2 separate regions of the Homo sapiens genome follow, and region 2 is linked to region 1. A link is a contact called in ENCODE Hi-C or POLR2A ChIA-PET data. All regions are on one chromosome and are shown on one strand. Each heading gives the region's core, a stretch centred on a gene start or an enhancer-like site at or near the end of the contact. The rest is flanking DNA. Distances are from core to core; before and after follow the strand shown. Region 1 overlaps PIK3R5 (phosphoinositide-3-kinase regulatory subunit 5). Region 2 overlaps STX8 (syntaxin 8).

Region 1 (4,850 bases), core at 1,741-4,240:
AGTTTTAATAGAAATAAGAAATTATTCCATTTCATCTAAGTTAGCAAATTGGTGGGCATAGAGTTGTTCATAATATTCCTTTATTATCTTTTCAATGTCCATAGGTTTGGCAGTGATTTTTACTTTTTTTCTTGAGCTGTAATTCATGTAACGTAAACTCAACATTTTAAAGAATACCCTTCAGCGGCTTTTACTATACTCACTAAGTATGTAACCATCACAACTATCTGATCCCAGAATATTTTCATCGCTCCAAAAAGAAACCCTATACCTATTAGCAATCACTCTCCATTCTCCCTCCCCTTATCCTCTGGCAACCAGTCATCTACTTTTTGTCTTTATGGGTTTGCTTATTCTGGACAATTCATATAAATGAAGTCTTATGATATGTGGTCTTTTGCATCTGGTTTGTTTCACTTAGTGCATGTTTTCTAGGTTCATCCATGTCGTAGTATGTAACAGTACTTACTCCTTTTTATGACTGAGTAATATTTCACTGTGTGGACATACCAAGAATTTCTCAGATACACTTGAAGCATTTCAAGTATATATTTGTAATTTTATTTCTCAAATGCTTGAATTTATGGACCAAGATTCATATTGGATACATGGGAGCTACTTGCTCAGAGCAAAAGAAAAAGATGAGAGACAGTATCCAGGTATGACCCAAGTTTACCTTTCTACATGAGGGACAGTAAGAAATGAACGTAGCCTGGAGTTTCCTCTGTAAAAAGAGAATCCTGCTTGAGTCTTGTGGGCTTACATAAGCTGGTGCCACCGCCATCAGCTACTACCCACAGTGAGTTCCTACTACCTGTCAGCTGCTGGAAGAGGCAGGCACTTTCACATGGGACAATCCTTCCAGGTGGTCATTCTTCATCTCTGTTTTACACATAAGGAAACGATGGCTCTGAGAGATAAAGTCACTTTCTCAGGATCTGCAGCAAGTGAGAGCAATGATGCTAACTCAGGCCTGCCGAACACCAAAGCCCTCCCCAGCTGTCAGGTAACACCTCGAATTCTCTACCCAATTGCTCCAGCAGTAGGAATTCCTAAACTTTTTTGCACCATGGGACCATTCAGCAGTCTGACATCTACAGACCCCTCTTCAGAATAATGCTTTAAATGCATGAAATAAAATACACAGAATTGCAAAGGAAATGAGTTACACTGAAATACAATGGTCAAACTATTTTTAAATCATCAGATTTATGAAATGGGAGTATACGTTCTTCTCATTAACACATGAAATAATAAAAGCCCAGCAGTGAGTCTAATCACTGTGATCACCTAAACGTAGTAAAGAGCATGAATGACATTTGAGGTATCTGCAACCTCAAAGTGACACGAAAACATCTGGATTTCTGTTGGTGACAAAGTCACAGGTGCTACTGATATGACTGTGGTTTTTGCCTACGTTCAAATGCGAACTTCAGTTACAGGTGAGTGAAAATAACGATGCCACGTGTTCTCCATCCAAGTTCACGGATGCCTGGCTGAGAATCTCTGCTCCCCAGAAGCTGTGCAGCCAAGAGGAATGGGAACGTGGCCCCTCCCTCTCCCAGGGACTGTCATTGCCTTTTGATATTCATGTATTCTGGAGTCCTGGTGTGAGAAGGGGTCACCTTCCTGCCCCAATGTCCTTCCCTACTCCAGAATTCCTCAAATCTGCGTATTTCTGGAAAGCTCCAAATAGAGTGTTTCAGTTCTCATGGTGGTCCCCATCTCAGCTTAGTCTTACACATCTCTCTCAGGACAGTTTAATTCCTTTTAAAAACAACCCCCAGAGAGCTGCGGGGAGTTTCTAATCTCTCATATCAGGCTTCTTGTATGACTTCACAAGGGCAGCCCCTAAGCCTGCTTCCCCTGGGAGATGGGGGCCTGGCTGAAGGTGTGGTGTCAGAGCCTCCTGCATTGATGAAAACCCAGGAGCAGAGCCCAGCAGGGAAGAGCCCCCAACCTGGGGCAAGCAGCTGGGCACGTGGGAGGCCCTGCCCTTCTCACCTCACTGGGGCCTGTTTAGGGAATGGAGAACCTCTCTGGACCTGTTTACTTGACCATAAAATGGGAGAGGAGTCTCTCCACCGTGGTACATTATGAAGTTCAGAGCTGCTGCAAGAAGGCTTAAGAACAATCCCAAAGCAACCACCGGCCATCCTCAAGAGCTCATCCCTGACAAGATGGGACCCAGGAAAACTCACGAAGGGACGCCAGCAAACAGCAGCCTTGTAACACTTTCCTGAAGATCCCATACACAAAACGACCACAGTTCCCAGCCTCCTGCCTGCTAAGGTTTTTTTGTTTGTTTGTTTTTTGTTTTTGTTTTTGTTTTTAGAGACAAAGTTTTGCTCTTGTTGCCCAGGCTGGAGTGCACTGGTGCAATCTCGGCTCTGCAACCTCCGCCTCCCAGGTTCAAGTGATTCTCCTGCCTCAGCCTTCCGAGTAGCTGGGATTACAGGCATGAGCCATCATGCCTGGCTAATTTTTGTATTTTTAGTAGAGACAGGGTTTCACCACGTTGGCCAGGCTGGTCTCAAACTCCTAACCTCAGGTGATCTGCCTGCCTCGTCCTCCCAAAGTGTTGGGATTACAGGTGCGAGCCACTGTGCCTGGCCCCTGCTGTGTTTTTGAGAGAGAGGCAGGGAGGAGCTGAGTTGGGACACAGCCAGAGTGTGGACCCAGACCTCCTCACCCCTTCCTCTTCTTTATTCAAGGCATCCCCGCTCCTCTCTCAGCCTCAGTGTTCCAGTGGGTAAAGAAATGAGGGCCCCTCCAGCTCCACTGTGACCCAGCAGGGAAGAACAACTTCTGATCACAGCCACAGCATCCCTGTGTGTCAGCAGCAGGACAATGGGAGCCACTCCAGCTGTCCCAGTTGCAGCAGGTCCTACTGTGCAGAGACCACTTTGCTTCCTGTCTAACCACCATGACTGAGGGGTGTAGCGGGATAGATATGGGGTTGGTGGGGAGGCAGAGAGTAGGGAGGCAGGTGCAGGGAGGCCAGGCTCCACAGAGGCACGTGGCCAAGGTGACTCACCAGCACATTTCCATGGTTCTCTGGATCTGGCCCCCTCCCCACGCAGTGATTCGGGTTGGGGGAAGAAGGCAGCAGAAGACAAGAAGGAGAAAGAAAAAAAGGGGATGTGCAGAGAGGGAAGAGTGACCAGAGACGGCTTGAAGGACTAAGTTGAACAGAATAATACCCTTAAAACACCCTGATTCTGAGACAGATGAAAGGAGTTCAAAAACAAAAACAAAAAAGTCAAAATGTACACCAGCAGCCCCAATGTTTCCTGTTTTTCTAACAAATCACCAATGATTTCCAAGAAAAGCAAGCTGTGCTGCGCTTGCCCCCAGGCACAGCCGCAGAATTTGCACATCTGGCCTGTGCTTCGAGAGCGGCCCACGCGGCACCGTGGCACAGGATGTGGCGGGGCAGGCGGCAGGGTCTGCAGGGCAATGATCCCGAGAGGAGTGTGGCCAGGAACCCTCTAGGGAACACCTGCCGTGGTTGTCCCTGCTGCTTGCGGCCTGTGGATATCAACCTGTCACCACCTGTCAGCCAGTTCATCCTACGGCCTCCCTCAATCCTGCCTGCTGCATTAATGCAGGCATCGAGATGCAGGCAGTAGGACAGGGGAAAACAGAAAGATCCCCCTATTTACTCAGAAGACCCTTCGGGAGGATTTACATGTATGGACTTTCCCATGACCATCTGAATTCTCTGAGAATTTCCCGTTAGATGGGCGTGGGGGCTTCAGGGAGGCTCAGGGGGCCGGGTTTCCTTGGAGACAGGGAGCTGACAGCTCAGGTAGAGGCGAGGTCACCCTGCCAGCTCCTCACAACGGGGCCCTCATCTCCCATCCCATCTCCAGCTTCTCTCCCTTCCATTGCAGAGGGTCTCACAGGGTCCTGGGGTCTTTCAAAAGCCCCTAGAGGGAAGGGCAGACCCTCGAGCTGGGGCTGAAATCAGTCTAGTGACCCCAGGACCTGTGCCCCTTCCTATCTTGGCCACCTCCCAGGAAACCACACCTGACCTCTGCCGGCCTGACCCCATCCAGAAATACACAGCTGCCCCTGGAGAGCCCCTCCCTGCCCCCACCCTGCAGCCTCTTCTCTGTTCCACCCATAGTCGGAGCCTCCTTGCAGCTCCTGCCCCCACTGCTGCCTCACCCATTCCTGCCACCTCACCCATGCCACAACCCCCCATCTGCAGGAGCTCTGCTCAGCCCCACCAACACCCTGACAGGGGCAGGTTCAAAAGACAGTCTGCAGGAGGGGGTGAGGTGTCTTGGGTGGGAGGAAGGAAGACAGAGGGAAGCTATGCAGCCTTCATCTCCTGTCAGCCTTATTCTTTTTCTTTCTTTCTTTCTTTTTTGAGACAGAGTCTCGCTCTGTCGCCCAGGCTGGAGTGCAGTGGTGCGATCTCTGCTCACTGCAAGCTCCGCCTCCCGGGTTCACGCCATTCTCCTGCCTCAGCCTCCTGAGTAGCTGGGACTACAGGCGTCCGCCACCACGCCCGGCTAATTTTTTGTATTTTTTAGTAGAGAAGGGGTTTCACCGTGTTAGCCAGGATGGTCTCGATCTCCTGACCTCATGATCCGCCCGCCTCGGCCTCCCAAAGTGCTGGGATTACAGGTGTGAACCACTGCACCCGGCCCTGTCAGCCTTATTCTTATTTGGCTGCTGCGCCAGCTGGACAAAGCAGATCACGTCATACACACACACACACACACACACACACTTTGCTAAAACATTTGAAAGTGAGTTGCAGGCTGTGGACATCATAGCACATCACTCCTAAACATCAGCTTGAACCTTTTTCTTTTTCTTTTTTTTTTCGTCAGGAG
Region 2 (4,850 bases), core at 1,593-4,092, 520 kb after region 1:
TAGCTGGGATCACAGGCATGTGCCACCATGCCCAGCTAATTTTTGTATTTTTAGTAGAGGCAGGGTTTCACCATGTTGGCCAGGCTGGTCTCAAACTCCTGACCTCAGGTGATCCACCCACCTCAGCCTCTAAAAGTGCTGGGATTACAGGTGTGAGCCACCGTACCTGGCTACTTGTCTTTCTTATGGAGGATTTTTAATAACTATGTGTTGAGTTAATAAATAAATTGTGCCATGAGTCTCTTGCTCTCCTAAGGGGACTTATGGGTAAGAGTCTGTAAAAGTCACCAGTCTGGATGGGGAAGCATGGATGGCAATTGAAGAAGAGGGAAGGCGAGGCTCTGGGAAACCGCTCTCACATGGCTTCAGACACTGGTGCAAAGGAAGCGTTTATAAGAAACTATGTCATAAAGTTAAAGTGGAATGACTATATTCTAAATATGTTTTCTACATTATATATACATCATTAAATAAATTGAATATCATATTTGATTATTTCAGCTATAGTCCTAAAAGTATACACAGTAGTCCCCGCTTGTCCTCAGGGATACATTCTAAGGTCCCCAGTGGATGCCTGAAACCTCAGATAGTACCAAACCCTTTCTCAATCTGATAACCAAGAGGGCTACCAAATGACTCGTAGGCCGGGAGCACGTATGGCATGGAGATGCTGGACACAGGGATGATTCGTGTCCCAGGTGGAACAGAGCAGGATGGCATGAGATTTCATCATGCTACTTAGAACAGGGCATAATTTAAAACTTATGGGCCGGGCTGGCCGGGCGCGGTGGCTCACGCCTGTAATCCCAGCACTCTGGGAGGCCGAGGCGGGCAGATCACGAGGTCAGGAGATCGAGACCATCCTGGCTAACACAGTGAAACCCCATCTCTACTAAAAAAATACAAAAAATTAGCCAGGCCTGGTGGCAGGCGCCTATAGTCCCAGCTACTCGGGAGGCTGAGGCAGGAGAATGGCGCAAACCCGGGAGGCGGAGCTTGCAGTGAGCCAAGATCGCGCCACTGCACTCCAGCCTGGGCGACAGAGCGAGACTGTCTCAAAAAAAAAAAAACAAAAAAACTTATGAATTGTTTTTCCTGCTATTTTCCATTTAATATATTGGGACTGCAGCAGACCATGGGTAACTGAAACCACAGAAAGCGAAACCACATATAAGGGGGAACTATTGATTTGGGAAAGAAACTGTTCTAGGGGGCAGAGGATGGATCATCCTCTTTGGAGACAAAAAAAATTATCTTACACTCAGGAATATATTCAGGTACAATGTTTTTACAACAGTAGATTAAACAGTTTAAAGTGGGCACAGTGGCTCATGCCTGTAATCCCAGCGCTTTGGAAGGTCAAGGCGGGAGCATCACTTGAGGTCAGGAGTTTGAGACCAGCCTGGGCAAGACAGCAAAACCCCGTCTCTACAAAAAATTAAAAAATTAGCCAGGTGTGGTGGTGTGCACTTGTAGTCCCAACTACTTGGAAGGCTCAGGTGGGAGGATTGCTTGAGGTTGCAGTAAGCCATGATGACACCATTGCACTCCAGCCTGGGTGACAGAGCAAGACCCTGTCTCTTAAAAAACAAAACAAGGCTGGGTGCGGTGGCTCACGCCTGTAATCCTAGCAATTTGGGAGGCCGAGGTGGGCGGATCATGAGGTCAGGAGATTGAAACCATCCTGCCTAACACGGTGAAACCCCGTCTCTACTAAAAATACAAAAAAATTAGCCAGGCATGGTGGCACGCGCCTGTAATCCCAGCTACTCGGGACACTGAGGCAGGAAAATCGCTTGAACCCAGGAGGCGGAGGTTGCAGTGAGCCGAGATCACGCCACTGCACTCCAGCCTGGGCGACAGAGCGAGACTCTGTCTCAAAAATCAATCAATAAATAAAAACAAAACAAAATAAAAGAAAAATAGTGAAGGCTTTGGTGGCTACAAGAAAAGGCACAGCAAGGAAAATATTTTGGTATCTTGGTGTAAAAAAAAGCACAAATGAAAATATTACAATGCAATAAGAATTTTTAAAAAACTGAATAAAAACAGTAAGATTTTGACTATGGTATCAGGAAGGGAAGAAAAGGAGAAACTTAAAATATGGACAGGAATACAGACACTTCAGCAACAGTCAATGTCCTCTGCAGACAGTACATACAATATTATTCACAAAGTGGGCTAACTCTGTAACAGTCTTCCAGCCAAGAGTCTCTGAAAATTATTTCTAAAACTTTACAACTTGCTACTATAAGGGGGAGGTACGCAACCAATAAGTCTAATTAGGATTCTGACCATTTCTCATATGCAAAGGCATATCAACAAACCCATCTGCAGTGTACAGCTCATCCTCATCTGGGATCTGGGGGCACAATTTACTCTCCCAGCACACCCTCCCTCCCTAACCTGACGATCCAACTGTGTTTCACCCAGGATTCAGATCCTGGGAGGAATCCTAACTATCAGGGCTGTTAAGCTTTTAAATACGCCACCCTCAGAGAAGGCCCTCACTAGATGGGTAGGGGCTGGGTGTCATGATAAGAGAATTCCTATTTTCCCACGGAAATGAATTACTTTTTAAAAAAACCCATTTGCTGGTGAAAGGGAGGAGAGGGAGGAAGTGAGGCTAAGCAAGTGTATTTGGGGGGTGGCAGATGAAGCGAGTCTTGTGGGTCTCAGGACAGTCTTTGGAACAGAAATTACAAAAACTAATTTGAAACCCAGAGGCAGTGAAGAAAAGGCATGGAAACCAAATGAAACACCATTTGATCTTTGGCCTCTCTGATCTGAAACTGGGCTGGGCCTCCAGCTGAGTTCACTGAGGCCACTGAACAGCTGTCCGGTGATAACCACTTTCATAGTTGTCAGCAACATTTGCTTCAAGCCAGTACCAGGGCTGTTCCCACTCTGTGGAGATGGAAAAAGAGTCTATGTTTCCCTTCATTTCTTCCTCTGCTTGAGCCATCCTAAATTAGGAAATCATCTGGATTTGTAAAAATAATCACTTCTTGGCATGTTCACAGAATCTGCTGAAATGTTATTTCAGAAAAGAGACTCTGAATGCCTGGAGGTCACTATAGGAAATGAATCTGGCAATTTGAAAGTGCACCTGCTGAAGTTCTAGGCCATCTCAGCATTCAAATAATTTATCCATCTTTCCAAACATCTTTTGTGTCTTTTATTTTTAAAAAACAAAAAAAAAGTTCTAAGTTATTACACTTACTATGAATCGGAAAACAGCCCTGCTTCTTTAGATGTGGATTCTGGGGTTTTTTTCTCCTGCATTTTTTCACTATTCAGCAAACACTCATTTAGAGTCCGCCTTAGACACAGAACTCTGCTAAGTACGTATGCATCTTGCTTAGGACAGCTGTGGCTGCAAGTAGCAGAAAATGAGACTCGAACTGGATTAAACATCACAGAAATGTGTCTCTCATGGTAAGAAATGCAGGGTTGCTCTAGAGTTGGCTAATGCTGAGGTTCTGCAAAGTCATCAAGCAGCCATCATTCTTTCCATCTCGTTACTAGTTTCCTACTGCTGCTATAACCAATTCCCACACACCTAGTGCCTTAAAACAATACAAAGTTATCATCTTATAGGTCCAGAGGTCAGATGTCTGACGTAGGTCTCCGTGGGTTAAAATCAACGTGTCAGAAAGGCTGTCTTCCTTTCTGGAGGCTCCAGGAGAATCCATTTCCTTGCCTTTCCAGCTTCTAGGGGCTGCCCACACTCCTTGGCTTGTGGCCCCTTCTATCTTCTAAGCCAGCAATGACTGCTCGAGTCTCTCACATCACATCACTCTAACACTGACTCTCTTGCTCCCTCTTCCACATTTAAGAACTCTGGTGGTTACACTGGGCCCATCAGAGAATCCAAAACTCTCTCTCCATCTCAAGGCCATACCCTTCCTTAGCACATCTGCAAAGTCTCTGGCCACGTAAAGTAACACATCTTCAGATTACAGAGCCTAGGACATGGATATCTCTAGTGGGGGCTATAATTCTGCCTACCATAATCTCTGTGCTCTTCCAGCCTCAATGAGGGCTTTGCCCTCAGGCTGGCTGTTCTCATGATCATAAGGTACTAATTAGAGAAGTTTCAGATGCCACATCCAGACATACTTTGTAGAGGAATAAAAAAGGTGAGACACCTCTTTCTGGTCTCTTTCTTTCTAGGAAGAAAACTTTAGCCAGAGGCCCTAGAGCAGATTTTCCTTCATGTTTAATTGGCTGAAACGGGTTACCTGCCCATTATCAATCCAATTTTTGACAAGGAGAATAGGTTCACTGTGATTGGCATAGGATAAGAATTTGGAATGGATGTTGGAGAGTCAGCCATCATATTCACTATAATGTAGCAAATACCAAGAAGGGCAGAAAGTTACTATTTACAGAATACTTATAACTAAAGGTCCAGTACTTAAACCAATCTTGCTAAGAAAACCAAGGCTCGTTTGAATTTTACTATGTATTCTAGTTATGGTTACCTCTGCATATACTATTATATATGGAGGAGTAAATATGCTGGCTTTTAATTTTATTTTTTTGAGATGGAGTCTCGCTCTGTCGTCCAGGCTGGAGTGCAGTGGCGCCATCTTGGCTCACTGCAAGCTCCGCCTCCTGGGCTCACGCCATTCTCCTGCCTTAACCTCCCAAGTAGCTGGGACTACAGGCGACCACTGCCACGCCTGGCTAATTTTTTGTATTTTTAGTAGAGATGGGGTTTCACCGTGTCAGCCAGGATGGTGTCGATCTCCTGACTTCGTGATCCGCCCGCCTTGGCCTCCCAAAGTGCTGGGATTACAGGCGTGAGCCACCGTGCCCTGCCAATATGCTGGCTCTTAAGCACA

The links. A loop is a pair of places that touch in the nucleus more often than their neighbours do. ChIA-PET counts read pairs that join two places held with the same protein, here RNA polymerase II (POLR2A). Pooled maps may share reads with other maps.
Region 2: a pooled map shows a loop between it and region 1 (4-fold over the local background). The contact joins two enhancer-like sites. A Hi-C loop is called at or near these places in 1 of 50 pooled maps. POLR2A ChIA-PET finds 5 or more read pairs at or near these places in 2 of 52 experiments (K562 and PC-9).

The regions. Positions count from the first base shown.
Region 1 is chr17:8,938,246-8,943,095 of GRCh38, forward strand. All of the region lies in intron 1 of PIK3R5 (phosphoinositide-3-kinase regulatory subunit 5), which reads right to left. Among named protein-coding and RNA genes, the nearest start is that of PIK3R5, 25 kb to the right of the region's middle. RefSeq lists a silencer at 1,289-1,398 and enhancers at 2,019-2,088, 3,836-3,915. Within about 2 kb of position 2,991, at least 9 of the 41 ENCODE cell types and tissues checked have a DNase peak (open chromatin) inside an H3K27ac peak, as active enhancers do.
Region 2 is chr17:9,453,621-9,458,470 of GRCh38, forward strand. All of the region lies in intron 6 of STX8 (syntaxin 8), which reads right to left. Among named protein-coding and RNA genes, the nearest start is that of STX8, 120 kb to the right of the region's middle. Within about 2 kb of position 2,843, at least 3 of the 41 ENCODE cell types and tissues checked have a DNase peak (open chromatin) inside an H3K27ac peak, as active enhancers do.